Regions from separate parts of the Mus musculus genome. Here region 1 is linked to region 2. The links are chromatin loops, found by intact Hi-C in ENCODE. Cell type or tissue: heart. All regions are shown on one strand. Each heading gives the region's core, and the rest is flanking DNA. Links, peaks and the distances in the headings are about the cores only. Region 1 overlaps Nrxn3 (neurexin III). Region 2 overlaps Gm40538 (a long non-coding RNA gene).

Region 1 (16,706 bases), core at 4,450-12,449, 840 kb after region 2:
ATCACTTGGTGGGATTTTTACCACCCTGAACTGTTCAGTGGGACTTTTGATTCTTCTACCAATGGACCTTAGTGGATGAAAGCAACCAGCTGCCCTGTCGGTAGCTGTCCAATTCCCCGTGATAGTTCAAAACAACCAATTCAAAGAAAGCAAACCCATCTAACCTCCAAACATGTAAGAGTCCTGTCACTAAGAGTAAACTCAGGCACTGGCTCCAGGTCTCCTCCCCATCCTGCAGTTTGTCTTTTTGTGTGCTTTTCTGGCTGTGTGCATGTGAATGTGTTTTTGCTTTTGATAAAAATCCAATGTGTGCTGAGACCTTGTTTTTCCTACCTTTTCAGTCCTTATATTGATGATGAAAAATAATCTGTCCCAGAAATCCTAGGCAATAATACCTTGATCAAGCATGACAACTCAGTGTTCCTCATTCCATGTATCAAAAAGGACATCTAGGCTACACCAAATACCCATTGTTCCAGTATCTCCTATAATACCGATGCTGAATATATTCTAGAAGGATGTGACCATTTCTGATCTGGGGTGACTTTCCCCAGCTGGCCACATATTATACTCCAGTAACTCCCATGACTGCATTAACTCCTCTGTATTAAGACTAACAGAGCCAGAGCTTTGAGTTTGGATCCAACTTATAGAGAACAATGGTTGATGGGGAAGACATGAGATAGAAAAGTTATGATGGAGAGTTGGGTTAGGAAGCATTACTTTCTTCAAAGATGACAGGGCTATGTGGAGGGAGTCACAGTCACGTCTTGTAGAGCAGAAACCTGCTTGCTCTTCAAAAACAGATCAGATTTGTAAATTACAGTTTAGATGTGGGAACTGCAAAAACTAGACCATGGTAAGAAGGATTCTGAATGTGCAATGACTGAACCTTAGTTAAAAGTCAAATACTTGATGAGCCTGAGGCTTCTATTGAAGCCAACCCATGTTGTATTGTGACTTCACTATACCCTGGCCCTTTATGTGCACTCTGTAGTGTGTACATCATCATGCCACATGATGCCAATGAACCTGGTCAATGATTTTAGCATACCATGACCGAGATGCAAAACTATTGCGTGTTATGAACTACAATGCTTTTACTACACATGTGAAGTTTTCTGCTTTTTTCAGAAACTATGGTATAAGTACAGGCAGGGAGAAATACTAATTATGTTCATAGCAACATTCTTTGCGATGTAAGTGACAAATTGAAATATCTTTGGGTTGTGTTATAATGATTGGTATTTAAATATTTCTGTTTGAGTTTCTGACTCAAGTTACATAATATTAAATTAATTTTAACTTGGGGATTAGGAAATAATTTCTAATAATTTCTAAAATTGTCTTAAATAGACTTCTGCCATGTTATGCTATGTATTTAGGCAAGGTGGCATTCTCATCATTGATGATAATAAAATCAAACTATCAATCAACTCTGAAAAAAAGTTTAAGAGACTACATCTTCACAATTAAAGTTTCAGTCAAGACTTAATTATTGATATTAAAACAGACAAGCATAAGAATCTCATTAGTGTGTTAATTTGTTTTTCTTTTTAATAAGTGACAAATTACATGTGTATCAAATGAATAAATTTCTTTATAATTTATTATTAGTACATGTTTGCTTTTTGTACTCATTTTATGCACCTATTTACAAAAAAAAAAAAAGTGTAAGGGCTAGGGTCACTCTTCCAGAATGTGAATGAGAACATCATATGCTGATACAAATCAGGAATCTCACATATGTTGGGACATGAAATATTTGTGTCACGATGTCAAGATTAACTTGGGCAATGGAACAAGATTCCAAGAAGGAAGAAATAAAATACGGAGTGGAGAGATCTATCCATCTGAGGCAGAACCGTTAGTTCTTCTCTATATTTCCAACAGACACTCCACTCACTCCAGAAACACCTGAAGGCCATTGTTCTAAAAGCTAGGTTGATTACAAGAAAGGAGACAGCTGGCATGTTTTCTACAGCTATTATCTGCCCATGAACTTTTCCCTAGTTCTCTAGTCCAAATTGGCTTTTAAGCCTGCGCTGTCATCTCCCCCATGCCTTCGCTGTTTATATCCAGGCTTATTGCTGTGAACAGCATTGCCCATTGTCGTTTCTGTTCACAGAAGGCCTTAGCTGCAGTGGGAGGGATCAGAGAGAAAGAAAACCTGTTCCTAATTATAGAAAGGTTAAATTGTTTGCCCAAGGTCATTCAGGTATGCCTTAACAGAGTTCAGCAAGTCCAAATCCCCTAGATGAGGTCAAATCCTTTAGCTGAAGGAACAGAGAGCACCTTGAACCTCTCCTTTCACAACATTCATCACTCTTGTAGCTATTTATTTAATGCCTGTGTTCGGCACACTGTTATAGACTCTTAACAGCTAATATAAGGTCTAGCATTTTCATTGTGCAGTCCCTGCAGCTAGCACATACTTGATATGAGGGAGCTAGACAAACTTTTGGTTGGTTGTATGTATGTATGTATGTATGTATGTATGTATGTATGTAAAAATTTAAGCTGAGGCTAGGAGATGACTGTAAAGGGCTTTCCACACAATCATAAGGACTTGACTTCAGATCCCCAATGCCCATATTAAAAAGCCAGGTATTGGGGCCTGGAGAGATGGCTCAATGGTTAAAAGTAGTGGCTGCTATTCCAGAAGTCCTGAGTTCAATTCCCAGCAACCATATGGTGTCTCATAGCCATTCATAATGAGATATGATGCCCACATCTGGAGTTGTCTGAACATAGCTACAGTGTATTCATATATGCCTAAATAAATAAATCTTTTTAAAAAAGAAACAGGAACTGTGGTAAGTATAACTCTAGCCTGGAAGAAAAAGGACAACTGTGTCCAAGAATCACATTAACCATTCTACTTAGCCAAACCAATGAACTTTAGCTTGAGTGAGATACTAAAAAATTAAAGATAGAAAGTGAATTGGCAAAGTCACCCAGTGTTGACCTTGGGCTACCACAAATTCACAAAAGTGTTCCTACATGCACTCATGTATACAACCTACACATACACAACAGCAATGCAACATACATATAAGTAATACATACTTGACCCATATGTGATATAAATAATAATACATTTTAAAAATTAAGCTGGGGGAATAGGGATTGAGCTCATAGGGAAAGCAGTTGCCTAGGGAGCACAAGGTTCCAGGTTTGGTCCCCAGCTCCAAATGAAGAAAGAAAAGGCAAAGCTACAAAACAAACAAAAAACAAAACAAAACAAAGAAAAAGCAACAAAAAGAATGAATGAAAGGAAAAAGGAAAAAGAGAGAGAGAGAGAGAGAACCTAGCTGTCTGTTTTACATGGTTTCTTAAATCTAAAACCCTTGTACAATGGTGGTTGTTGTGAGCATGCAAAGAATCCAAGGTTGTAGGCAGCCTTCATAGGAATGGAGGCTCCTAAACCAAAATAGAGGTGTGCTAGGCGCATAGTGTATCATTGTGATCTCACAACTCCCTTGTGGGTATTAATACAAAGATTTCTTCCCAGAACACAAAGTTGCTTATGTTCACATCCTGCCACATGCCACCAAGATATCTGGGATTGTGACAGCTTCACAGGAAAGAAAGGGTACCAGGGACATGTGTAAGTAAATTACGGTGAGACATTTGATCTAGAAAGTCACTAACTGCCAAGAGCGCCACTCTTCAGACCCAGCCCTGAACACAGGGGGATCTCTTGAAAGCTTCCCTGAAGAGGACAGAGCAGAAGACCAATGATATTGAGGAGAGAGCAACTGCATGTAGTAGCAAGCCAGAAAATGTAGACACAACACAGTACTTGTACTGCACGCAGAGAACACCGAGGATGTGCTTGATTCCCGTCCATCCATCAGTGCTCACTTGCTGTGTAAAAATATGCTCTGAAGTCCGCGTGACACAGCCTGTAACACTCCTAGGATTATATAGCACAACCTATGTCAAAATTCCAAATGCCATCAAGCCTTTGGTCTAGATATTAAAAACTCAATGAGTAGACCTTTGAAAGGAAAGGAGGGAAATTTCTCTTGGGACTTTGCTTCCTTTGCTTTGAACTCACAATTCCTTAAAGACCTTAAGACAGAAGTAGCCTGGGATTGGGAAAGAACCTGATAGCAATCATACAAGGAAGAATCAAGACTGACTTTCTGAGCAAGCCTGGCTGGGAGCTAATGAAGCCCTTCCATGAACTGTGATCTTCAGAAGAATTCAGCGATGATGCTCATCCAGCTGAAACTGCACGACTGAGAACAACCTTTGTTATCTAGACCCGAGTCAGAGCAACAGGCAGAAAAGCAGTGTTTCTTTCTTTAAAAAAAAAAAAATCATCAGATCTCATCACAGATGGTTGTGAACCACCATGTTGTTTCTGGGATATGAACTCAGGACCTTCAGAAGAGCAGTCAGTGCTCTTAAACCGCTGAGCCATCTCTCCAGCCCCCAAAGCAGTGTTCCTTAAAGCTGGGAAGAGAAATGGTGTGGAGAAGAGGACTCCACAGATGGTCAAGAGACCCAAGAGCCCTTTGCATGTGGATATAGCCACTTCGCAGCTCACTCCAGAGACTGAGAGCTTGGAGCATCCTCCATCTGACTCCGAGCATCCTCGCTCCAGACTCTGTGGAGAAATTCGTGATTCAATGAACCAAAAGCATTTTAACTGTTATAAACCACAGGAGAGCAAAAAAAAAAAAAAAAAAAATTGCTTCCCATGATGCCTCTAGTCCTAAACATATTAACACAGTAGGGACTTTATAACTGCTTGATGAACAACTTAATACATACACTTGATATTTTCCATTGTTATCAGTAAATGCAATAGTTATGAATTATTACATCAGTTTTATTACATCTTATGCATTATCATGTGTGCATGTATTATTTACAGGTGACATGTCATACATGTGAGGTCAGAGAGAAACTTGTAAGAGCTAGTTTCAAGTATCAAAGATTGAACTCAAGTCTTTAGGCTTGCTGGAAAGTGTCTTAAACCCTAAGCCATCTTTTCAGCCTTTATGACTAGAAAGCAGCATTTCTCTTAGAACTACATAGATCATCCACTAGGATCACTTACAGACTACCCAAGACAATAGTCAAATAGAATTGGTCAGTAAAATTGGGTAAATTCTCTAACTACTAAATAATTAAGGTACGGGGAAACTTCATTTAATGGAAGTTATGATTTAGCATTTTCTAATCAACAAGGCAGTTGGAAGTGTCTAATGTGAATAGGAACAGGAAGGCAGGCAGCATCTCAGAGACAAAGCTTCTTCAGGAAAAGTTAATGATCCCCTGCAGGACAGTGCTACCCACAGAAAGGGAAGTGGCTATTGCTCTTAGTGGGTACTGAATACCAACATTGTGAAAGTAGCTTTGATACACAGAGAATGAAGCAAAGAACATAAAGGGTTAGCTTTAAACCCTGTCTCTGTAACAAGCACAGGAAACCACACACAGACACCAAGGAAAACAGTGAACTAACCAATGGTTACAATCTTAGGTTACTTGTGTAAGCCATTATAATACAATCATATAATGCAGATTATTTTTAACTGCCTACAAAATAGCATTTGAACTTGGGAATTTACAAGTACTAATGGACTTTCCAAGAGTACAGGAACCCTTTCTGACTTGGAGGACATTTGACTCTGAGTCTTACTCAGTGAATTTTATACCTGTAAACCTGCAAACTCCATTAGCAGAGTTCTTACTGCAAATCATTCCTCCCTAACACACACACACACACAGAGATACACACATACTCACACACACACATACACACATACACACACTCACACAGATACACACACATACTCACACATACACACACAGACACACTCACACAGACACACACATACTCACACACACACAGACACACATACACACATACAAATATTCTCTCTCTCACACACACATACACACACACACACACACACACACACACACACGCACAAGCACACACACGCACACGAAGAAACTTGCTTAGCAGAGGTTAAATGAGCCTGGTCAGAGCCTTTACAAGGCCCCTCTGTTCATAATCTGGAAGAAATAGTGAAAATACCAAGCAACCCTTAAATAATTAAGTCAAGGAGCTTGCTGGCTCTTGCAAAATCAATTTTTTAATAGGCTGGAAAGTTTCAGAAGGAAAGTCAAGCTCTAAAATCACCCTGAAGTCTAGGAAACTGTGACACAAGCCACAGAAGCCTGAAGTCTAGATGCTTTCTATGGCACTATTACACCTTTTAGAACATGGTGATGGATGCATAGGGTTATATAGCTAGTGTATGAGCTTTTTCTTTAAGGTCTCAACTATGTATTTTAGAAAACAGCTCATATTAAACTTGTACTCAATCTCCCTAATTCTAGACCCTAGCTACTTCCCAAATTTCTAGCTCCATCCCATGTGAACATCATCATGGCCCAGACCACTCAATTCTCCAAACACCTATGCTCACATTAGTTATACCTGTATCTCTTCTTCCTTGTGCAGTCTAGTTGTTCTTCTAGACTGTCTTAGCTACCCCACTCTGATTTACTGCCCCTTCAATGTCTTCCTGACTCTCACTGCCTTCTACCAGCCATGCACACTGTCTTGTACAATGTCATCTCTTAATTGTTCCCATCAAGACAGACTGGGGAACCCATCACACCCTAGGCATTGGACACTTTTAAAGCAGTGTTAAGACTACTGGAATCTGTTAAAAGTCACCTGTAGTGGTAATGTTAAGTTATTTATATTTTAAGTTCTCTCTCTGCCATTTTCTTGTTTCAAAAAGCAAAAAACAAACAAACAAAAAAAAAAAAACACACACACACACACACAAAAAAAAAAACCCACCAGAGATGGAGCAGTTCTAGATGTTCTTGCTGTGTGAGTCTCCTTGAGCAAAACCACAGTCAGTCACACAGGCAGCTGCACCACCCTGATGCTAGCCCCCATGGTCACAAATGTCTTCAGATAGCCACATTAAAAAAAAAATTAATTGCCCTGGCTTCTGCAGGCATATCACAAAAAGTGCTTGAAGCAATTTACACCATATGTTTTACAATAATAAGCCATAGATGCACTACATCTACCTTGGCAAGAGGTGGTATACTTCCCCTGGGCAGGGGGTGGGGAGGAAGCTCACGACTGGCCCAAAACATAAGACTTAATGACTGTGAACGACACTCGATGCAAGACTATGAGTGTCCAAATACCCATGACTGATCCAGACACCCACATTTCAAGCTATGTAGGCTCACTCTGGGAATCAGCTGGGAGCCACTCTTGCTTCGCTGCTTCCCCCGATGCTACAGTGTGAGGACCAAAGCATTGCAGGTTAAGCTGGAAATATGAAGAAGGATGTAGTAGAGAAGAGTAGGGAGTGCTGGGAAGGCAACAGCAGCTTGAATGCCCAGCTCATGAGGCAATGGACCCTACTCTAAGGCAGCAGACTGATCCTTCAGGCTCAAAATCAAACTGGATCTTCTGGGTGGGGCTGTGTGTAGCATCTGTACCTTGAGAGTGGAATGAACACCATTATAGTCAACAGCTTGATTCCCTCTGGGCCCCTGGTGTGGCATGTGTCTTGTGTGCATTACCTAGTGGCTTGTCAGCTGAGAATCCATACTACCTGGTATCACCAGCGTCCATACAGCTTCAGTTTCTCAGTGGTGGGTTTCCAAACAGCCCAGCATATGTTCATGGCTTCCAGGCATAGACACATCTACAAACACAAATACTAATGGGGTCCAGCTACATTGAATTAAGTCCCAGTGACTCTCATTGTGTTTCCTGTACCTGGTGCTGGATTCTTTGAACAGCCTTGTTTGAGAACAGCATCCAGCTGCCCAGCTCTAGACCTGAGGGCAAAGAACTAGCAATCATCATTTCAGTGCTAAATAAATGGGGCAGAGGCCTTGGTGTGTTTGTCTGAAAGATAGAGGGGAAGCTACCTTAGAGCCCCAGACCCATCACTGGTAACCACTGTGGTGCCACTTCCATGTAAGCTGCCAGAAACCACCTAGTGATCTTGTGCAGGAATTCAATGTACCTAGGATCCTGACACCTACAGTAGGAAAAGCTTGTGCCTGAATAATCCCAGCCACACCCAGTGGAATGTCATCCTAAGAGAAGCAGGTGATCCATGCCACACTAGCTAGAGCCACTGGTAACTGAAGAAGCAGCATCAAGGGAGAGAGCCATCATGTCAACAGCAAGGAAAGTGGAGGTAGAGCTGGTATCTTTTATAGATATGGCAAAAGAGTGGAGAGCTGGCAAATGGTTCTAAGGTGCCAGAGAAGGAATACAGAGACGTGGAAGCCAGCAGACATCCAGGTTGCTAACATCTCTTGGTCTGCAGCCCTAGGCTAAGAGTGAGAACTGAATGTTGCAAGAGGTCAAGTGGTCATGATGAGTACAATATTAGATGTGTATCTACTTGCCTACTGCCCCTGCTCTCGGATGCCAAACATTGGGGGGCTACAATAGATCCTATAGCTGAGTATTTAAATAGCTTCTTATCTACCTCTAATTTCTATTTATAATGTCTCTCAAACCACTGGCGAGTTATACCCCTGGATTTAGAATTCTTGGGGGATGGAGTTTATCTTTCATCTCCATCTTTCCACTGCCCAGAATCTTGTTTAGTACATAGTAATATTCAGACAGAAACTTCGTGCTTTGGACAAATTCAAGGAAATTACAGGGTCATGCCTTGCCTTTTCTGTTTTCGTTGATAACAGACTTTAAGAAAAGGAAAGCACTTGTTGAGCTGTGCATGTGTCCTAGAGCAATCTCAAAAGCGATCGTCCTTCATTGGGAACCTCAAATGACAGACTCAGTTGGATGGTATTTTAGTCATTTCTCATTCATGCCATCTATTTCCCACACACTGTCTGTAGGAGGAAAGGCATTTTTGTCAGTGCTTCCTGTTGAAATATCTGCTCATAACAGGAACTTACCTGATTCCGAGTATCAATGCTCTTTATCAAAATACATGAGTATGGTTTATAACAAGGACACTGACAAGAGCATGTTGAAACTCTCCAAATGTGTTTAATTTTCTTGCTTATAAAGAAGGGTCATGACTGAGAAAAAACTCACATTGAGAATATCCACTGTTTACTCCTCTTAGTCCTGATTCCCTCCATTTTCCCTTGACCAACATGGGGAAAAGGAGGAATTTAAAAAAAAGCAGAAAAAGAAAAAAAAAGATCCTATCCATTAAATTGACCAATGGACTCACAGTACCCTCTAGTGGACAAATGGCAAACATTTATTTGTTTATTTGTTTGTTTGTTTATAATGTATGCACAGGCTTTCCCTTTTAAACCTAATACACTTTTGGCTTTGCTCACACGTCTCTTGGTATCTAGTGATCTTACAAATTCTTCTTTTTAAATCTACACTAAAAATGAATTGCAGGCATAAAAAGAAAGAACAAACAATTTCTTTTATTAACATCCAAACCTGCTAACACAAACACTGGGGGCCTCTACATAAATAGAGATGTGTGGGTTGGGCACCATCTGTCTATACTCCTGTTTGCCAAGTATCCTCTTATAGCACTAGGCATTTAGGTGACCAGTGTCTGGCCATCTAGACTATGGCTGGATTCTATTGCATTCCTCTGTGGGAATGTGGTTGTAATCCTACCTTGTATCTTTGCATACAACAAGGTGATATCATAGAGAAAGGAACTCATTTCTCATAGGTAAAGCTGGATTGCCACCTCCGTTCCCTGTCTCCTAGCTCTGTAACTTTTGAGACGGCTATCCCAAAGATTACATCTCAGTTCTCTCTGTTGAGGTAATGGTAATCAAATGAAAGACTATAAACAGAATCAAGAGGAAATAGATTAGTCTGCCGTGGTCTGAAGTCTTAGAAAAGTTTCCCAAAGTGTTTCTTATAAGTTTTATTTCATTTCTTAGCTAGTACATTCTAATTTCTATCTGATTATATTCATATGGTAGAACAGGAATCATAAAAATAGATTTCCACTAAGGGAAAAGTGGCTTCCCTGTCTGGACTCCGTAAGTCTTTAGTCATTTGGCAAACTTCAACAAATAACCGGAAGAACATTATCAGTCTAGGGATGAGTTCCCCTCCAATTGGCACTGGATAATCTCCTCTAGGGATAACATGTGTGAAGTGCAGATATGACCAAAATGGTGATGAATAGGTGGGTGAATAGTTTGTTAGTTTTACAGTTGTCTTTTAAAACAAACAAACAAACAAACAAACAATCAAAATCCTTTCCCTCTGAACTAACACAGAAAGAGAAGTGAACATTACATTCAAATCATTTTTTTCCAAAATCTATAGCTGAGGTACTTCGTAGATTTCATTTTCCTAATCAAATTTAGAGGCTATGTTGAACAATAAAGCAATCTATTATGACATAGACATCCCCCCCCCAATGAATCATTTGAATGGATCAAAATAAATGAAATACTCAAAGAAAATGACACTACAAATTCTGAAACATTAGTAGTTTTTCTAGACTTCCTAATACTGAGAATGGTTGGGTTATTTTAATGATATGTATCTACCTGAATCTTTAAGAAATACTTACATTTCAATCATAGGAAGAAAATATTTGTGTTCATATTCCTAAAAAGAAATCATGAATGTCCTAAAATCGCATTACATTTGCTGGCCTATATTATTCTCTTGTCAAAGAAACCTTCATTTAACTCCAGGGCAGAGGAGACGGGACCCACCACAGGCTTGTGTAATAAAGAGACAGATGGCCTCACTGGTCACCTGTCAGCAGAAATTATTCACAGAGGAGAAAATGAGCAACAGAGACTGAATAATTCTTGTGTGTTTTGATTTCATAATCTCAAGCCATCCTATCTGTTTATAAGGTGAATTTTAATCAGAGCAGGAAACAAAGTTGGGGAGAGGATAGAATATTTATTGCAGCCCTCACCAGAGGTGGACGGCATGAAATATTCTTCTTTGATCATGATGGATGGACCCTTCTTCTATAAACTGGAAAATGAATATCCTCTCCATCCCAGCCCTTCTCTACAGACTTCCTGGGGAAGAGGAGGGGATCTCTCCTGTCCAAACCTGACAACTGAATTTAATCATGCGTGTAAGTAGCAAGTCCCCATGATAAGCATCCCACTCACCCTGAACCACCAGCACCAATGGAAAGACTTTAACTTACAATGTGGATTTCATTAAAGAAAACAAAAATGGGGAGGGGCTGGAGATGGAAGCTGGTTCTCAAATATTCATTTGTTTATAGTTGCATATAATTTCCATGTTATAAATTGCAAAATTGATTAAATAAAACAAAACATTTACACTTACTACCATGGCAAAGACGATTTTCTTTAATTTCTGTATACTTGAACTTCCTCATTATCTTAAAATTAAGTCATGATTTTTAAAAAAAAATAGTATGGCTATTTTAATTTGGGTGACAGAGTATAATAGATTAATTCATAGGAATATTTTTTAATTTCTTAAAGAGAAATAGTTTTTTTCTTGAGACCCCAAAATATTGAAACATACTTCCTTATGCAGATATCTAAAAGTGGTAGGGTTTATTTTCTGAACTTCTAAACAAACTCATCGAATCTATGTAACCTTGGGTTGTCCTTCTTTAGCCACTTGACAAATCCTCAACTTTCTAAGCCATGGGACCAGAAAATCATAGGATTAACACAGAAGCAAATCATACTTTACCTTATGCCTACCTTCTCGGGGGGTGAGGGGGTAGATGACCACAATTTATAAGTTCATCCCCCTTAATCCAATCATCAAACACTTTATCTTGCCTTCTGTTGTTCTTTAACAAAGGGGAATGCCAAGGCTGCCTGATGGGACATAATCCCCTGGATGGAACAGAACTGACCTGTATTAGCATCATTCCACCTGAAAGCTTAAGCCCAATACAAGCAACTGACAGCAAAGATGACCCAGGTCAACTGTGAGCAAAAGGTATAGTAAGGAACCGGAGCTTTGCGTTTCAGTGTGCACAAGCTCTCACAAAATTATGAGAATACGGTGCAAGAAAATGTAGTACTGATGTCTTGAGAATTCTTACAGCCAACTGGAAATTGCAGTTAAAGGGAAGAAGGAGTAGAAAGCGAGAAACCTAAAATGAGAGTACACATCCCTCAAGCCTTTGCTACATAAAATTTGGGGGTCCAGAATTCTATAATATTTGCTTAAGGTCAAAATTTTCTTATACTGCAGGGGAGATTATCTATACACTCCAAGGGTCAAAACTGTGTTCCCATAAAGATGAAATAATGTACATATTTCAAAGGGATGCAGGAACTAATAGTATTGAATGCCTCAAGCACTCTAGGTGAACAGGTATTTGAAGGAAAGGTCCTCTGGGCTCCCTGGAATTTCTTCATGATAATTGCCTAGAGCCGGGCAACAGTAGCAGAACTTAGTTCACATCAGGGAGAAAAAAATGAACTTGGAATGAACTTTTCTCAGCCATACACAGTAAAGGATATTAAAATTATATTTCAATCAGAGAATTCACAATTCATTTTACTAGAAATCATACAGCAAACATTATCTGATACCTCTAAGTCCAACACGTAGCTGGAATTTATGAGCTGTCCGAGTAACACAAAAAGGTGTTTAGTGCCTATATGTAGATTTCTTTAACGTATAAGATCTATTAATTATAAATCCAAGCATATATAAAATAAAAAAGGAACAATAATCAGATCTTCAAGTTTATAAATGGAATATATTTATTACATTTTAGCCATCCTACCAATCCTTTGATTATTAGACTTTACTATCAGCCTTTGGGTGGCTTGATATTTTTTTTAACTTGAGACTAGACCTAAAGCTTACAGTGTCAAAATCCTAGTGTCAAAATGCCCTTTAGCCTGTAGGCTCCTCCTATTGCTTTTCCTGGCTTCACTCAATGTTCTTTGAAACTTTCATTCAATCCACTCTTTCACAAACTGAGCCAGGCTTTGGCTCTTTGCCCTGAGCAGATGAGTGATGTTTACTCTCCACACAGCTTATTCTATGTTCAGCTGCCGCTCACACACTGCCAGCAATTCTTCTAAGCCAGGTCTTGATCAACTCATACCCTTGTGCAAAATCATCCCTTAGTACTTGTGATGGTTAATTTTGTCAACTTGATACAATCTAGAATCACCGGCCAAAAGAGTCTAATTGATGGATTGTCTGGGCTAGATTTCCTGTAGGCATATCTCTGGGAAACTATCCTGATTATTTTAGTGAAGATAGAAGGCATGGCCACTGTGGGTAGCTCCATTCCTTATAAAGGGAATCCTGTGGTTTTATAAAAAATAAAGAAAGGGAGTCAACCACCAGAATGTATACATCAATTCATTGGTCTATGTTCTTGATTGCTGATGTAATATGATCAACTGCTGCCCCAGTTTCCCAAGGATGATAGACTGTAAACTGAAATTGTGAACCAAATCAATCTTTTCTTCCTTAAGTTGTTTTTGCAGTGGAATATTATCACGGCAACATAGAAAAAAAAAGTAGGGCAATTCTTTTCATCTGAAACCTTTTGCCTCCAGAGTCTTGTGGATCTCACTTAATAGGGTACCACCGCTGTGATTCCTCCTTGCTTGACTACAATTAAATGTTCAGTTCTCCAAGAAGTCCCTGGTGTTTCCCACCATCCTTCCCTGTTCACATTGTTTGTTCCACATAACACTGAGCTTGGGCAGAGCACATCAGACATAAAGATAAAATAAGAAATGCATACATTGGACCTCATGTCCATAAAAATGGTACATATGGTTACCATATAGCCCACTGAACTTGGGCAGAGCAGATCAGACATAAAGATAAAATAAGAAATGCATACATTGAACTTCATGTCTATAAAAATGGTACATATGGTTACCATATAGCCCACATTACCCTGGTTATGTGGACTAATTTGAGATATATTTGATTTTTGAAAGATAGAGGAAATAATTAAATATAAAGTCATTTTTTAGAGGAAAAAAGTATTTGCTTAGAAAAGAACATGAACAATTAAGTACAAGAATTAAAATTTTATCACAAACTTTAGTATATAGCATTGTGATTTTGCTGTAGGCTTCCCTCCAATCCCCTTTTTCTTCTAGTACTCAGGTATCCCTTTAACATGCCCCTCCTTACATAAGAGAAGCCTGTTCCTCTGGCCCTTCCCTTCTGTCATAAAGGAGAGTGGGAGATAGAAAGGCATAATTATATATAACACTATCCGGACAAAGTTGACCTTTGTTATTGATTAGCTAATCCTAGGAAATGTAGTATTCTTCTTACAATGCACTTCTATGTAAAATGTAAGATAAATGAGGTAGTTACACACACACACACACACACACACACACACACACACACACACATATATATATATAATATATATATATATATTATATATATATATATATGTAACTAGTATAAATAATGAATAATCATAACAAATTAATGACTGTGCCTAGCCTGGCTCATTATAGCATTTACATCAATCCCCTATTTGCTTCCAAACTAATATCTCATTATTATCATTATTACAGTTCAGGTCTTAGATGTTCCCTGAAGTTCTAAACATTGACATTTGGTGCTCTGCCTGACACTCCATTGAGAAGTGGTGAATGGTGGAAATTCATGGAAGGACATTAGATCATGGGGGCTGTGATGTTGGAGAAGACACTGGGATCCTTCTCTTTCTTTTTTTTTATGTTTCCTGGCTACCATAAAGTGAAAGATCTTTTATATCAGTTGTTTTCAAATTTCCTAATGCTACAACCCTTTAATATAGTTGTTTATGTGGTGACCCCCCCAAACATAAAAATATTTTATTGCCACCCCATAACTAATTTTGCTACTATTATGAATCATGATGTAAATATGTGATATGCAGGGTGTCTGATATGTCAAACCAAAATGGGTCATGACTCACATGTTGAGAACTGTCTATACCAAATGTTCTGTACTGTGCATTATACTGTCAAAGCTTCATAGCCAATTGAGCATGGTCCAAACCCTCTGAAACTGTGAGGTAAAATGACCATTTGCTATTTTCAAGTTGATAATTTCAAACATTTTGTCTGCCATTGCTAGGTCATGGTAACAAGTGTAATCTTCACCATCAAGCTTCAGATACATTGCATATATTTATGAGAACTGCATTAACATTCACACTCTGCCAGATTTTATATAAAGTATCAGCAATACAAGGGCAAACAAGCAATTTTACTGACCCTATAGAATTCAATGTACACAAAATACTGGATGGGCATTTGTGACAGGTACCTCATAGAGAGCTAGGTCATTGAAACAAGTGAGCAAGGAAGCCAAACTTTTGGTGACTGGCACTATACTAAAGCAATTTGTAATTGAAATAATCAAATAGTCCTGATCCAAATTAGAGAAACAATCCATTTCTGAACAAACATGTAAAAACTACACTAATACCCATTAGTTCAAGGCCCACTGAGCATTCACAGGTGAACAAATGAAGAGCATGGGTCCAACAGCCAAAGAAGGTTTGGCAAAGTTATGTTTTCTCCAGGTGTTAAAATGTGCTAGAAGATTTACAATGAAACACTATGTTAGAAAGAAGTCCTAAAGAATCTTAATTACTGCGCTGTGGGGATATATGGTATTTGAATGTGAAGCTACATTTTGACAGTAGGAGATATGAAAAAAGGCTCACATTAGAGGACACCTGCTGGAGAAATGATAAGCAAAGCAAAGAATAGAGAACAAGATGACTGTGGAACAGGAGAAAACTAGGACAGAATTTAGAGGAAAGGCTAGAGTAGGTACAAAAGGAAACACATTCAAGACATTAAAAGAATATGGATTTGCAGTGGGACAAAGTGGCAAATTCCTGACATTCAGCCATGAAGCAAAGGGTTACAAATCAATGAGGGGAGGTTGACTTGACTTTGGGTAAGAGATGAGCGTTCTTAAAACAAAGATTATAGAATATTATTGAGTGTCTTTCCTATTACTGACTAGGAACTCTAAACAGCATGTGGAGACTTATTAAAAAAAAATCTTCAAAATAACAGGAATAGAAGGTTGTGGTGTAGTGCCTAAAGTGAACAGAGAAGAGAACTTACGACATGGTAACAAGTGAAAGTCTCTTTGCTAGGGCTCCAGTGTTAGAAGAATTAGGTTGTCAGAAAATAAGGAATATATATAACACAAAAGATGAAATCGATCAGGACAATGCAAAGGGTGGAAGGGTTGGGGAAGGAAAAATGTGTAGATCATTGAGAGTATCTTTTAATGTATTTATTTATTTTTCAGAGAAAGAAAGTGTATTTGGGTGTGTATTTGTGTGTGTTCATGCATGTGTGTATACATATGCATGCATACATGTGTAGTGTGTGTGAGTGTGTATGTGTGTGTGTGTGTGTGTGTGTGGTGGACTGTTGCTGGAAATAAAATCCATCACCTTGCACATGCTAGATAAGGTTAGTATTCCACTGAGTAAAGTCTACAATGTAATTTAAATCCTGAAGATCAGTAGATACTGATATAGAAGCTTAGAAAACACATCATCAAAGATAGGCAATTCTGAAGAACAAATATTACTGATGAATTGGTTATAGAATCAAGTTCTAAGACCAAAAGTAAAGGTTAAAAAAAAAATCCTCCACTGAAGACTGCCTAGAGGTGCGATATTTGTAGCACAATGGGTTGTTGAATCTATGCAGGGCTCCATTCACACTAAGAAAATAAATTT
Region 2 (16,706 bases), core at 5,389-13,388:
TGTGAAAGTAATACCAATAATGATAATCATGTATAATTTTAAGATGTGCTAGTAATTTTATATAATCAATATAGGTTCTGAGCAGCCTGCTATTCCAAAAGAACCTCCATTCTCCTACTGCCTGTCCTCTACCTCCATCCAACTCCTGAAGCATACGGGTAAGCTTCCCTTTCCCCATCCATCTTCTCTGTTCTCTGAGCCCTCAGGGCCAAGGCTGCCTGCTCTGAGAAGCCTGTGATCTCAGGGGGACCTCTACATTCTTGTCACCTTTCTGCCCACCGTCATCGAACCTATGGCTTCTGAACTATACAGACCATATAGCCCTTGAAAGAACACAATCAACAAGGATCAGGGCAAAATGTCACCTCCAAAGCATAGCTACTCTACTACAGCAAGCCCTGGATATCCTAACACAACCCAAAAAATGAGAAGATAATCTTAAATTCAATCTTATAAAGATGATAGAGGCCTCTGAAAAAGAAATGAATAAATCCCTTAAAGAAATACAGGAACATACAAGCAAACAGATAGAGGACTTTAAAGAAGAAACAAATAAATCCCTTAAAGACATACAGGAAAATACAATTAAACAGATGAAGGAAATAGATAAAACTGAGCAAGACCTGAACGTAGAAATAGAAGAAATAAAGAAAACACAAACTGAGGGAATCCTGGAGGTGGAAAACCTAGGGAAGAGAAAAGGAACAACAGATACAAGCATCACCAACAAAATACAGAGGATAAAAGGGAATATATTAGGTGTAGAAGATACAGTAGAAGAAATTGATACATCTGTCAAAGAAAATGCTAAATCTAAAAAACTCTTGACATAAAACATTCATGAAATTTGGGATACTGTGAAAAGACCTAGCCTAAGAGTAATAGAAATAGAAGGTGAAAAGTGCCAGCTTCAAGGCCCAGAAAATATTCTCAACAAAACTGTAGAAGAAAATTTTCCCAGCCTAAAGAAAATGATGCCTATAAACATACAAGACATTTGTAGAACACCAACTAGACTGTCAAAAAAAGACAATTCTCCTGGAAAATGATGATCAAAATGGAAAATGTACAGAACAAGGAAAGAATATTAAAAGCTGCAGGAGAAAAAAACCAGGTAACAAACAAAGGCAGACCTACCAGAGTTACACCTCCTTTCTCAACAGAGAGTAAAAGGTAGAAGGGCCTGGAAAGATATCCTACAAACTCTAAAAAAGCACAGGTGCCAAGCTAGACAACTGTACCCAGCAAAATTCTCAAACAACATAGATGGAGAATACATGACATTTAAAGGAGAATCCAATTTCAAACAGTATCTATCTACAAATTCAGTCCTATAGAAAATTCTAGAAGAAAAACTCCAACCCAAGGAGGATAACTAAACTACATCTCATAAAACACAGGAAATAAGGAATTCCATACTAGCAAAAACAAGAAAAGCACACACACACACACACACACACACACACCATCAACATCAAAATAACAGTTACTAACAGTCACTGGTCATTAATATTTCTCAAAATCAATGGACTAACTTCCCCAATAAAAAGAAACAGACTAACAGAATGGATGCCAAACAGGATCCACCATTCTGCTGCATAAAAGAAACATATCTCAGTCATAAAAGTAGCCATTACTACAGAGTAAGGGCTGGAAAAAAAGCTTTCCAAGAAAACAGACCCAAGGAGCAAGCTGGAGTAGCCATTTTAATAACTAATAAAATGGATTTTAAACCAAAATTAATCAGAAGAGACAGGGGAGCACACTTCATAATAATCAAAGGAAAAACATACCAAGATAATATTTCAATTCTGAACATGAATGCCCCAAACACAAGGGCACCCACATTTGTAAAAGAAACATTGCTAAAGCTTAATTTGTTCATGGAACCCATGCATGAATAGTGGGAGACTTCAACATCCCACTCTAACCAATAGTCAGGTCCCCAAGACAGAAACTAAATATAGAAAAACATGGACCTAACAGAGTTTATGAATCAAACAGACCTAACAGATATCTATAGAATATTTCACTCAAACACAAAAGAATATACTTTCTTCACAGCGCCTCATGGGTCCTTCTCAAAAATTAACTATATAATTGGTCATAAAACCAGCCTCAACAGATCCAAGAAAATAGAAATAATGCTTTATATCTTATCAGACCACCATAGATTAAAGCTGGACTTCAACAACAACAGAAACACCTAAAAACCTACACATTCATGGACACTGAACAACTCTCTTCTCAGTGATCTCTGGGTCAGGGAAGAAATAAATAAATTAAAGACTTTCTAGAACTCAATGAAAAAGGAGGCATAAGATATCCAAATTTATGGGACACAATGAAAGCAATGTTAAGAAGAAAGATCTACTAAGTGCCTACGTAAAGAAATTAGAAAGTTCTCTTATCAGCAATTTAAAAGTGCACCTTAAATCTCTAGAAAAAGAAAAAAAAGTAAAAAGAAGCAAGCATATGAAAGAGATGTACAAGGCAGAAAATAATCAAAATTGGGGCTGAAAACAATCAGAAACCAATAAAACAATACAAAGAATCCACAAAACCCTGAGCTGTTTCTATGAAAAAATCAACAAGATAGACAAACCCTTAGCAAAGTTATCCTAGAGACAGAAAAACAATATCTAAATAAACAAAATAAAAAATGAAAAGGGAGACATAACAACTGACACTGAGGAAATTCAGATAATTAAGTCTTACTTCAAAAACCTGTACTCCATAAAACTGGAAAATCATAAGGAAATGGATGATTTTCTAGACTGATACTATTTACCAAAGTTAAAGCAAGATCAGATAAACTATTTAACAGGCTCATAACCCCTAAAGAAATAGAAACAGTCGTTAAAATATTTCCCAAGGAAAACCCACACAGGATCAGATGGTTTTAGTGCAGAATTCTACCAGACATTCAAAGAAGAGCTAATTCCAATACTCCTTAAACTGTTCCACAAAATAGAAACAAAGGGAATACTGCCAAACTCATTCTATGAGGCCACAGTCACCTGTGGCCTAAACCATATCTAGATACCTAAACCACACAAAGAGTCAACAAAGAAAGAGAACTTCAGACCGATTTCTTTTATGAACATTGATACAAAAATGTTCAATAAAATACTTCCAAACCCAATCCAGGAACACATCAACACATCATCCATCAAGATCAAACAAGCTTCATCCCAGTGATGCAGAGATGGTTCAATATATGAAAATCCATCAACATAATCCACCATATAAACAAACTGAAAGAAAAAAATTACATGATTATCTTGTTAAATGCTGAAAAAGCCTTTGATAAAATCCAACATCCCTTGATATTAAAGGTATTAGAGAAATCAGGCATACAGGGCACATAGCTAAACATAATCAAAGCAATATACAACAAATCAGTAGCCAACATCAAACCAAATGGAGAAAAACTTAAAGTGTTTCCACTAAAATCAGGGACAAGACAAGGCTGCCTACTCTCTCCCTGTCTATTCAATATAGTACTTGAAGTTCTATCCAAAGCAATAGGAGAACCAAAGGAGACCAAGGGGATACAAAGTGGAAAGGAAGACCCCAAAGTATTTCTATTTGCAGATATCATAATATACATGAGCTACCCAAAAATATTATACCACAGAATTCCTACAGGTGATAAACACTACACTTCACCAAAGTAGCAGGATACAAAATTAACTCAGAGAAATAAATAGTCCTCTTTTATACATATGATAAACTGACTGAGAAAAAGGTTAGGGAAACAATACCTTTTACAATAGCCACAGATTATATAAAATATCTTGATATAATTCTAACCAAGCAAGTAAAAGATCTGTGTGACAAAAACTTGAAGTTCCTGAAGAAAGAAATTGAAGAAAATATCAGAAGATGGAAAGAGCTCCCATGCTCATGGATAGATAGGGTTAACAGTGTAAAAATGGCCATCTTACCAAAAGCAATCCAGAGATTCTATGCAGTCCCCATCAAAATTTCAACACAATGTTTTATAGAAATTGAAAGAGCAAATCTCAACTTCTTATGGAAAAACAAAAAAGCCTAGAATAGCCAAAATAATCCTGAAAAATAAACAATAACAATAAATAGGAGAAATCACCACCCATGACCTCAGGCTGTACTATAGAGCAATGGTGATAAAAAGTGCATGGTATTGGTACAAAAATAGACATATTGATCAAAGGAATCAAATCAAAGACACAGAAATAAACCCACACACCTATGGCACTTGATTTTTTGATAAAGAAGCCAAACTATACAATGGAAAAAATGAAAATATCTTCAACAAATGGTACTGGAATAACTGAATATCTACATGTAGAAGAATAAAAATAGATCCATACTTATCACCCTGCACAAGATTCAAGTCTAAGTGGATTAAGGACCTCAACATCAAACCAGATACAGTAAGTCTCATAGAATAGAACATGGGAAATATCCTTGAATGCATTAGTACAGGAGAAATTTCCTGAATAGAACGCCAATGGCTCATGCTCTAAGATCAATAATTGATAACTAGGACCTCATGAAATTGCAAAGCTTCTGCAAGGTAAACAACCCTCTCAATAGGGCAAAATGGCAGCCTACAGATTGGGAAAGGATCTTCATCAACCCTACATCTAACAGATGGATGATCTCCAAAATTTAAAAAGATGTCAAGGAGTTAGACACCAACAACCCAATTAAATAATGAGGTACAGAGCTAAACACCAAATCTTCAACAGAGGAATCTTGAATGGCTGAGAAGCACTGAGTTATGGTGTTACTACTGAGGAGAAAGACTGGTGACTGTACACAAAGATGGGTTGAGATGGTAATCCTGAAATGATCTATCTTCAGGTAACCGCAGAGGTAGATTTATGTTCTTTGGTAGGCTGTCTCACCTTTCATTCACACCTCTACAACAATCAGAAAGAGATGTCTCTGGGAAAATTAGATAGTGGATTTATGATAACCCTAGTGCCCTCTCCTTTGTCTGCTTTTATGAAATTCCGCTCAAAACAAGTTTCTGTTATATTTGTTAACTTTTATAAACATACACATATATACTGACTATAGAGGAAGCAGCTTCTTGATTGTCAAGCTTTCAGGAAGAGCTGGGAAAGTTCCTTAGCCAGCAAGTGCTTGCCATGCAAGCCTGAGTCCATGAGTTTGATCTCTAAACTCATGTCCAAAATTTAGGTAAAAAAGCAAGTTGTGGTAGCATTTGCTTGTGATCTTAGAACCTGAGAGATACAGATGGATGGCTTGGTGACCAGTCAAATTATTCACATCACTAAGCTCAGGACCATTTAGAGACTATTCTCAAAGTCAAGGGAGACAGCATCCCAAGAAACATGAAGTCATTGTCTGTCTTCTACACATTGCCTATATATACGTATATATAGGCATATATACGTATATATAGGCATATATTCTACATATATGTGTATCTATACCTTTACACACAGGCATATGCAGAAATACGTATATGCATGAACATATACACAAGAAGCCCTAAGGGAATCATCAATACTACATTGTGCATATCCAGCATTTTGGACAATTATTTTTGTGGCAATGCTTAAAAGCAGCACTGAACTACTTTACCTAGCAAACAATCAAGTGTTATTTGACCCTGTCAGCCTTCTAGCACATTCAGCTTCAAAAAGAGTAGCCATGGCTCATTACCTAAGTCTCAGGAAAGAAAATAAAGAATTGTTGATGAGAAGAACATTTCCCACCTAAGAGGCTGAGGCAAGAGGATTGTTGTGAGTTCAAGGCCAGCCCAAGCTACAGAGTATCGCTCTGTTTCAAATGAACAAGGAATAAAGAAAAACAAAGTAAAACTCTTTTTCACCAAAGAAACCTGAAGCAGAAATTTCTTTCTACTGCTTTGGATGTGATCAAAGCAAAGAAATAGGCCTAAACTCTCCAGGGCCTTTCCCCCCCTTCTTCACATATCCAGTAGCAAAGGAACAAGCAGATAGAGAAGGTTCTTCTAGAACATTAAGTTAATCCTCTGTAAAAATTTCATTCTTTCATCCATAAATGGCAAGACAGGAGTATAAGTGAAAGAACATAGCAATTGCATTAGAATTAGCTGCTGCGTAAATCTTTTAGTGTACTAAATCTCACTACAGGTACAGATGTGGAGGCAGCCAGGGAATATAGGATGATCGAAATGTCACAAACAACTCCATGTGGACACATGGAGAAAACATCCCCCGTGTTTCCTGTAGGGAGTTTTCAGAACAAAAAGAGTCTTACTCATTAAAACTAACAGCCAAACCAGGCCTTAACCAGTAAGATTTCTCTTTAAAGTATTGACCTAGTCAGTTACTTGGGGAAGACCCTGGCTACATTTTTATTCATGAGCCGAAGGAAAGGATTGTGTTGATAGATGAGCCTGAGGCATTCTCAGATACACTTGCTAAATAATAAACTTATCAATTCCTTCCAAATGAATAAATTATTAATTCTCATCAAATCTCCTAAATTGAAAAGCAAGAAAACACAGGTGCTAAAGAAGAAAAAAAAAATGACTCTCAGCAAAAATGTTTAGTGTGTGGCAGTAAGGTCAAGGTTGACAAGTCATTATACAGGATGCTGGGAGAAAAATGCCTTTAAACACAAGAACAGTGTTCAATTAAACATGGGGAAGATCTATTGCAATTATAAACCATTCCCGTGTAAACTAGACAAAATGCCAGAGAATGGAGAAAGGTCCCCTATCCGGATCATTGACCTTGCTCTGATACTATCTTTCCCATTTAGTAAGTAATACATTCTGTTAGTTATGCGTTTTTATAGGCAATCTTTTAACTGCATAACCTCCAATATTTTAGTATTCCAATAATGCAAGGTAAGGTTTTCATTTTGTTCACAGAAGTGGTAAGTTATGTATTTTTTTACTACAGCATCAAAGTTTTTGCCACAATTTTGTACTATAAGAGATTGTCAATTCTGCAAAAGTGGAAAAGCAGGCCGAATCATGAGTCAGTTTACCACTGAGATGATTAATTTTGATTGTCAACTTGATGAGACATAGAATCTCCATGGAAATGAATCTATGAGCTCATTTGTGAGGGGTAATCTAAATTAGGTTTACTGAAGTGAAAGGATTCACCCTTAATGAGAGTGTTGTCATTCTTTGGGATATAATCACTAGGTAATCAAAAGGAGACAGCGCTGAGCACAGGCATCTACTTCTTGACTGTAGAAGCAATGGAGCCGACTTCCTCAAACTCTTGCCAGTAGGCCTTCCTTGAGGTAGATGGGCCATAAATGAGGCTTTCTTTCAGTTGTTTCTGGCAGGGTATTTTACCACAGCAGTAGGATAATAACTAATTCAATCAGCTAGACAGCAGCAATACTGATAGGCTCTGTCAAGATTATTTTGAATCTCTAAAAATCTATCGAAGTTTCATAATTTCTAGAGGACAATGAGAGCTCACTGGGGTTGATATTGGTTCATTTCTGTTCTTGACACAGTGATTGCTAACTCATTTCCCATTTCTTAGCTTCTTCATGCAGCTGTTATGTGTTCCTCAAAGAACTGGTGAACAGTTTGTTGGAGCTAAGGTGGCCAGAAAAATGCCTCTTAACTGTGAATGCTGGGGTTATTACCGCTTCTGAGCAGGGAGTTCCAGATGGTGAGCACAATTGTTTTGTATTTCTTCTCATTGTTACAAGTTCCTCTCCTAAGGCTGGAGTCTGTTCCTCCTGTCTTAGCGATGGTGTCCATTACTGTGATGAAGCTACATTACCGAAAAGCAAGTTGGGCAGGAAAGAGGTTATTTGGTTTATACTTCCAGATTATAATCCAGCACTGGAGAAAGTAAGGACAGGAACTCAACCAGGGCTGGAACCTAGAGCCAGGAGCTGATGTAGAGGCCATAAAAGAATGCTGCTTATTGGTTTATTTCCCATGGTTTGCTCAATCTGTTTTTTTTTTTTTTTAATAGGACTCAGAACACCAGCTTGGGCATGGCACCACTCACAATTGGCTGGGTCATTTTCCACTGATCACTGAGAAAATGCTGGATCTCATGGAAACATTTCTTCAACTGAGACTCCTTTCTCTCTGATGACCTTGTGTCACGATATTAAAGAGTTATTGGCATATGGGATGTAATTGCATATGCCTAGATAAAGTACAGACATAGGACATGGAACTATGTTTACACCTCAGATTGACAAAGTGTCCAAGAGAAGCAATAAACTCCCAGAAACATCAATACTTTGGGAAGAATATGATTTGTAGCATTGATACAGTGCTTGCTTTAAATGTTCAGTTTTCTACAATAATGGAAACAAAAGATAAAAAGAAATAGCCAGTGTGAGAGGCTTATTTAAAAAGGAAAAAAAAAAAAGAACTTTCTCTGAAGAAGACCTGATAGAACACATATTAGGCAAAAACTGTGAAGGAATATCTTAGAAGTTTTAAAAGAACTAAGAGAAGATATGGAAAAAATTTTAAAATGATATATGTACATTCAGGCTATACTAATAAAGTAATAATTTTTAAAAAAGGAAAAATTATAATCTAGAGCTGAAGAAGTACACTTCAGTACTCATAGGCAGATGCTAGCGGGCATAAAGAAGACTCAGAATTTAGATACAGCTCAGTGAAGCATAGTGAGTATGAAGAACATAAAAATAACTGAAAAAATGAGCGCAGTGTATGGGTCTCTGGGAAACATTGAAAGTATCAACACACACATATATTGGAAATCCGAGAAGGGAGGGAGAAAAAACAGAAAATGTTTGCATAAATAATGGCTAACAGCCTCTCAAATTTGATGAAAAATCACAGCATTTAATGAAATCTGTAATATTTTGTTTTTCATCACTATAAGAAAATGCCTGAGGCTATAGATATATTAAGAGAGAAGGTTCATTTTTGTTACACAATTATAAGAGGCACTAGTTCACACTTGGTGATCTAACTGCTTTGAGCTTATAATTTCTCAGAAGTACATCGTATTTAGAGCACCACTTACACCACTAGCCAGGAAACAAAGAAGAGACGGGGCTACAATCCCCTTTAAGGGTAGTTCTTCAGTGATGGAAGTTTTCTTAATCTACCTCTTAGCATCTTCAGCACCTCCTAATAGCACCACCAGGGGGAGCAAGCCTTTAAAGATATGGTCATTTCACAAACATTCATATCCAAATTACAGTCAAGCTAAAATGAACGCAGAGAGACTTGCACAACGGTACCTTTTAATCAAACTTGGAGAAGCAAAAGAGAGGATCTTGAAGTTAGCTTGTGAGAAGTGAACTTAGAAAGACATAGGAGCCAGAGTCTCTGCAATGGTTCAATGCTCTTCATCAGAAGTTTGCGATGAATGAGCTGATGTCTTCAAGGTTCTGAAAAGGGGAATAAACAAGGAAAGTTAACCAAAAGATTAACTATGGCTTCAAAAACTTCAAATGACAGCATGTTTAGCTATGACAGTAAATATTGTCCCATAATGTGCAAAGACAATAGCATATGTAAAAAAGAATATAGAAAATTGACAAAAGGAAATGCATTAATCTGTTTGTTAAAAAAAAAAAAGAGTAGCAGCAAGAATTATAAAGGACAAAATACAACCATGTGCTGTCTGCTAGTGAATCAGTTTATACTCAAAGATGCAAAGAAGATGGAAGTAAAAGGATGAATAAGGTACGTAGAAGACACAAACCAAGCAGTGGCTGTATTAATGTACAAAATATATCTAAGGCAAAAGCATGATAGGAGGCAAATAAGGACCATATATGCGACTATAAAGTTTAGTGTTGGTTCTATGCCCAGGAGTATATGGAAAGTACCAGTTGACTTCAATGGGTTACTAGGAAAAGAAAAAAAAAAAAAAACAGAAACAAAGAAACAAACAAACAAAAATCTGTTGTGCCAGGGAAATGTTAGTGATCCCCAAGACCAGGAGCCAATCTGATGCAACTCACAGCAGGGTCTTTATTCTATTTGAGCTAGCTCAGGCCTCCCCATAATGCACCACTATCACCCAGGATGGTTTTGGTGATGGGGGAGACCGGAGTGTCCTTTGGGGCGAGGCTTTTTAGTAATCCACAAGCAGGGAATAAGTGTACAAGCATCTAATTGGAAAGCTACTTTTACCTTTCACATAATTGGCTGCTGCTGGGAGTCATATCATAAACTTAATTTCTGCTCCCCTCTACATTGGTGGTCATTAGGCAAGGGGTGGGTTTATAACCTGGGGTGCAGGTTTGTTGGGGGAATAACCAGGAGACACTGGTCTTATTAGGGATTAGCCTAGAGACTGGAGCTAGGCTCAGGTTTTGTTGGGGGACAGCTTGGAAACTATTGTATATACTAGCCTGTTAGTCTACCTGAGTTCAAACTTAGTTCAGGTTCCCTAAAATGGAGTCTGAATTTAAAAGCTTTGGCGTCTCAAAATAAACAAAGCGTGAAGTTGTATGGTAGAAGATGGGCATGGGTCCGGAAAGAGTTACAGGGAGGAGGGTGTGATTATGATCAAAATACATTATGTGAAAGTCTTAAGGGATTAATAAAAATCTTAAGCTATGCAACTATCAATGTTTCTATCTTTCATCATATGCTAACAAAATAAGTAGACAAAATCTTTTAGATCTGAAGTGAAAATGAACATTTCTAGCACATTTAGACATTCTGAATATCCTATTCATTATGGATATAATATAGGGCCTTTTCCAAGATAGCAACTCACTCTCCCACTGACCTACAGAATTTAAACACAGCCTTAACTTATTAAAGAAAAACTTAGGAGGAAAATTACAAAATACACACAAATGACTAAAAGTGAAAACACACATTTCAAAACTTACAGGATGTGTAAGTGTCGTACTGTAGTGCAACTTGCAGTACAAGTCTTACAGCGGCAACGAGGAATGAACGGAACGAACACACAAGCCAATAATTTAGCTTAACAGTTTGTATCACAGAAAGTAACCCTAAACCCAAAGCTGGGAAATGGTGAGAAAACATGAATAAAGAGGAGGTAAATCAAACAGGAGGAAAACAAAACTATAGAGAAACGATATGAAACAAAAGTTCATTCTTTTATAGACCATCCAAATCAATAAGTGGAGTTGGGTAGAGCAAAGGTAAAAGAGAAAAAAACTCAAATTGCTAAAGCCATAAATTAAAAAAAAAAAAGTGGCACTACTGATTTTACTAAAACCAAATGCATTACAAAAGTCTCTAAACAATCATATGACAAGTTGGATTACCTAGATGAAATGAACAAGTTTTAAAAACAAAAAACCTGCAGTAGGACGTCATTAAGAAATTAACAAGTTTGAATGGATCTGTAAATGGTAAAGGCACTTGATCTAAATAAGTCTTCAAATGAAAAAAAAAGTCCCAGTTGTGTTGGCTTCATTAATAAATTTTACTCATTATTTAAATAACTAATATGCTTTGCAAACCTGTCTTATCTTAGGAAAGAAACACTCAACTTGTTCTCTGAGGTGGGAATTAGCCTGGTATCAAAGCTAAGACACTGCAGGAAAGGAAGACTATGAACTAGTAGTTCCTAAATTTCAATACAAAAAATCCTCAATAAAATATAAGCAAACAAGATTCTGCAGGATATTGTAAAAAGTACATATTTTAACAAGATGAAATCAATTGATGAAATGCAAGGATGGTTTGGCATATGCAGATTAATCAATATAACAAAGCAAATAATTTGCATTAAGCAAATCATTAGAAAACAAGCAGTGATCTAATACAGAAGATGCATTTGGCAACATCCAAGACCCTCTTAAAAATGTTAAAAATACTCAAGAAGCTATCCCTACATATTAGAAGTCACATATTAACAATCTACAGTAAATATCTCAGTCAATGTTGAAAACCTAAATTATCCCTGAGATGAGGAAGAAGGCAAAAATTCCTGCTTTGTTCATTTATGTATAATATTGTGCTAAAGATTTTTAGACAGAACAATTAAGAAATAAACAGAACTAAGGCATCTGCATTGTGATTAAAGTACTGTTATCAAATGGTTCACAGTTGAATTAATCTTATGTGTTGAGTATAAAAAAGATTTCACATACAGTAAAAATTCGATTAGAACTATTAAATGATTTTTGTGAAGCAACAGGATTCAGAAAGTCACCATGCAAAAGTTAGTTGGGCTTCTATACACTGTGAATGAAATATTTGAAAAGGAAATTACAAAATCAATCCCATTTACAATTACATCAAGAAAACTAAATCCTTGAGACTGGACTGAACTAGAGCTGTGAAGAATATGTATAATAAGAACTACAGAACACTGATTAGAAAAAAAGAGTAAACAAGTAGAAACCCATTCCATGTGTATAGATTGGAAGTCTTAGTCTTCTTAAATTGCAGGCACTATTCAATGTGATATACAAATTGAAACAAATTTCTCACACTATTTCAATTACATTTTCTGTAGTTATATAAATGTAGACATATAAATAAAAAACATTATTCTAAAACACACACAGAATTAGAAGGGAACTTGAATATCAAGTCCTAGAAAGGAGCACCCTAGCTGGAGGACTCATAGTTCCTCATATCAAAAGCAAGTTACAATAATCATAACAGTGTGATAATAATTAATATATAGGAAAACATATAAACTTCTGTATGATAGAGAAGGCAGAGATGAGTTTATATTTGTGATCCAAAGGCTTCTGAAAAATATGTGAAGGGAAATCTTTTCAGCAAATGACATCTAAAGACAGAACAAAACAGAACCATACAAAATAACAACAAAACAAAGCAGAACAAAATATCCACCCGCCCCCCCCCCCAAAAAAAAAAAAAAAAAAAAAAAAAAAAACGTATGCTCCAAAGACAAACACATGTTCCGGGCTGGAAAGATGGCTCAGTGGTTGAGAACAGATAATCTTTCAGATGAGCCGAGATTGGTTCCGGGAACTCATGTTAGGAAGCTCACAACTGCCTGTAGCTGCAGCTTTGGTGAATATGATCCTGTCTTCTAACTTCCTTCGGCACCTACACTCACATGCACATATCCACACACAGGTACACACAATGTGCATGATTAAACATAAAACGAAGAATATTAATTCTGATAAATGGTACAGCATGCTAGTAGTATTCACAAAAATGAATAAGTATGATTCTCCTTATCTGGGGTACCTAGAGAAGTAAAAATGATTGACACTAATACTGTAATAGGCTGAGAGGAATGGAGGTTTGTTGTTTAATGGGTATAGCGTTTTATTTGTACAAAGTTGTACTTGTTAGATTTTGTTAACAGGACACTAAGAATGGAAAAAAAATTAACCTAAACTTAAGATACTTTTTCCAACATATTTTCCTGTGGGCATGCATGTCTGTGTGTCATTTTCTTGATTAATGATTGATGTGTGAGGGCTAGGCCAATTGTGAAGTGTGCTACTCCTGTGCAAGTGCTCCTGGGTTATGTAAGCCACGGGGAGAAAGGCAATGAGTAGCTCCTTTCTCTGGTCTCAGCATCTGTTGCTGCTTGAATGTCTGCCCTAACTTCCCTCCGTGATGATGGACTGTGATCACAGCAACATAGAAGCTAACTGGTAGAAAGTTGAAAAGAAGTAATACAGAAATGTGCTGGGGACAGTTGTGCAACCTTACAAATGTGTTTAATTATCACTGTCCTGTAGACTTAGAAACTGTCATGAGGAAAATTTTATGCCATGTATATTTCACTACTTTCTTTTTTAAAGGGGGAGGGGGAATTAGTAGTACAAACACCCATTTATTACAGTGTCTGTGGGTCAAGCGTGTGAACAGAGCTGGTGTATTTTATTCTAATTTGGTCTTGAGCTTGCACATGGGTGCCTATAACTCCAGTTCTGTCTTGACAGGGCTCCTGGGTATTTAGTCATGACTTTTTTATTTTGTGCCCTACAAGCAAGTTTTTATGACAAGATGAATTAGTTTTCTGTTGCTGTATAAAAACACCATGACGAAGGAAGCTTATGGAAGAAAGAATTGATAGGGACTGATGGTTCCAGGGCATTGGAGTCCACAAGGGCAGGGGCTGCATGGCAGCAGGCGGCAGGTAAGACTGCTGGAGCAGCAATATGAGAGCTCATATCTTGAACCACAAGCACAAAGCACGTCGAGAAAGGTGGAGGTGGGGTGAGGTGGAGGGGAAGAAAAGGAAGAGGGAAGGGGAATGTGAGAGAGGAGATATGTACTAGGATTGATGAGGCTTTGAGCCCACAATGTCCACCTTCAGGGACATACTTCTTTCAATAATGCCACACCTCCTAAGTCTCCTCAACCAGCACTATCAATTGGGAACAAAACATTCAAGCACACAGATCTATGGGGAAATATTGTCATTCCAACTGCGACACCAAAGGTCATTCTCATAGGAAATTTGTATTGACTCTCAGATCAGTGTCCAGTTTAACCTTACCATGATAATTACTCTGAAGGAGGCCCAAAGCTCAGAAGGGAATTAGGTTAGGGTACGGCTGAAACATGAAACACAGAGGAGACAATTAAACAAAGGAATAAGAACAACACATACTACTACAGCTCTCTGAGGGTTGTGAGAGTAACATTTTTACTTTAGAACCTATGTGCTCAGTCAGGGTGTGGAGAGTGTGAGAAAGGGGACTTGGGAGTCAAAGCCCTTACGTGGATCCAAAATTCTCTAAAAGATTTCCCATGAGAATTGTGTCTTGGAAGATTTGTAATAAACAGACATAAACCCTGAGAGGTCACCCTATGGCTGAGAGCTGATGACTGTGCCATCTGCAGTTTGTGAAGGTACAGAGGCCTTCAGTAAGTTGCATTCAGTAGTCACCATTACCTATACAAGACTGAATGCACTGAGGAGCCCGCAGTGCATACAGAAATCAAAAACTGCACGAAGAAACTGAACAGGGATTCTAATTTAAGCCTGTATTCAAAATGAGTTCTGAGGCAACACGAAATAATTAAAATTTGCTGCAAGAGTGCAAAGACGGGAAGACACCAAAGTTGGGGACCTGAAAAAAGTCATCTGAAGGATGCTCCACCTCAGGCCTGACAATCAGTTCCAGCAAACAATGGCAATATGGTGGAATTCACCTGGCCTGTCAATCTCATCACACACAAGTGACCTCTCCATATGGGTGGGATTTCTGTGGCTGGAGTGTTCCAGGCAGATCTGTGACCCCATAAGCCCTGCTGGATCATCTACCTTCAATAGAACAATCAAAGAAGCACATGATAATCAAAAGTAGAAAGAAATTTGTTCAATGTTACAAAGTCGGGAAGAGGAAGAAAGAGCTCCACCAGCCTCCCCATCTCCCGAGTCCATATTTAAGGCTTTGGTAAGAGGGTTAGATTGAAATAGGGGGTAGCTCTCCAGTCCTCCAGCAATGAGTGATCCCTGCCACCTATCACTACTGTCTTAGCTCTAGTCTCTCCTACAAGATGTGACATGCAACTGTGGACTATCTTTCAGGAGAAAAAAGTCCCAACCCCACCCCTCCATGGCTTGACTAAGGACCACAGGCTTTTCTTTATCCCTGCATAAACCTGGGGAGAAATTCTATTTTTTAAATCATATTTATTATTATTGTGGATTTGTGTGGGGAGGCACGTGTCATGATGTGTGTGTGTGGAGGTCAGAGGATGGTTTTGTGGAGTTGGTTCTGTCAACCCATCTTTACATGGACCCTAAGATCACACAGGTCACCAGGCTTGTGTCACATGCGTCTTTATCTACTGAGATATCTCAATAGCTTAGAATTCCTATTTTGGTGGGAGAGGGACATATGGAATCTCAATAGTCTGACAGTTAAAGGAAGGGGCAAAAGTGTTTTAGAATACTCTAACTTCTGCCAGGAAATTTAATTCTTCAAAATATGCCGGTTAATATCCAGAACTTCATATCCCTGGAGGAAAGAGCCAGATGGAAATTATCACCTCTTCTGTCCTAGCCTTAAGACTCCCATATATCTCTGCTTTCCTTTATTGGGGCAGTCACAATAACCTACACTCAGGGGGTAGAAATTAAACTCCACATTTTGATGAAAGGAATGCCAGAGTCCCAAGATCCTGGAGACACAAAGGCTAGGGTGGTTGTCTGTGGCGAACACAAAGTACCAGAAGAACACTTCACCATATTAATTTTTATTTTGTCTTTGAAGTTATAATTTAATTCATGTCTCCCTTCCTTTCCCTTCCTCCAAACCCTTCTACATACCCCTCCCACTCTCCTTAAAACAACAAGGACCCTCCTTTTTCTGCCTGCCCATGTTGTGGTTACAGGCACACTACAGTATCTCGCTTTTCACATGAGTATCAGTAATGAAGCCCAGGGCAACATGCTTTATCTGTAAGCTCTCTGTGTGGCCTGAGCTGTCTCATGGCCAATGTAATTTTTATAAAGGAAAACATCTAACTGGGGCTGACTTACAGTTTCAGAAGTTTAGTCCATTATTGTCATGGCAGGAAAGAAAAAGTTTTGTAGGCAGACATGGTGCTAGAGAAGGAACTGAATGTCCTACATCTTGATCTACAGGTAGCAGTGAGGAACTCTGTGCCATTCTGAGCACAGCTTAAGTACTGAAGACCTCAAAGCCCACAAACACAGTGACACACTTCCCCTAACTGACCAGACCTATTTCAACAAGGCCACACCTCCTAATAGGGCCTCTCCCTAAGAGTCAGGCATTCAAACACATTGGTTCTAGGTGGGCCATATCATATCAAT

What was found. A loop is a pair of places that touch in the nucleus more often than their neighbours do. Peaks named below come from ENCODE experiments on the same cell type or tissue, not always from the same donor. Only the 100,000 strongest peaks of a DNase experiment are listed, where the experiment ranks them.
Region 1: a loop joins it to region 2, with 29 times the contacts of the local background. A loop is called at or near these places in 7 of 42 quality-filtered maps.

The regions. Positions count from the first base shown.
Region 1 is chr12:89,547,763-89,564,468 of GRCm38, reverse strand. The region is part of intron 14 of Nrxn3 (neurexin III); the gene reads right to left. Among named protein-coding and RNA genes, the nearest start is that of Gm40537, 580 kb to the right of the region's middle. In heart, for the core only: a CTCF peak has its summit at 9,243 (motif pointing left); no DNase peak of the experiment used is centred there.
Region 2 is chr12:90,391,207-90,407,912 of GRCm38, reverse strand. Gm40538 (a long non-coding RNA gene) reads left to right here. Exons shown (of 4, transcript XR_872905.2): 2 at 75-158; 3 at 7,518-7,649; 4 at 7,962-8,223. Among named protein-coding and RNA genes, the nearest start is that of Gm40538, 9.2 kb to the left of the region's middle. In heart, for the core only: a CTCF peak has its summit at 9,110 (motif pointing right); no DNase peak of the experiment used is centred there.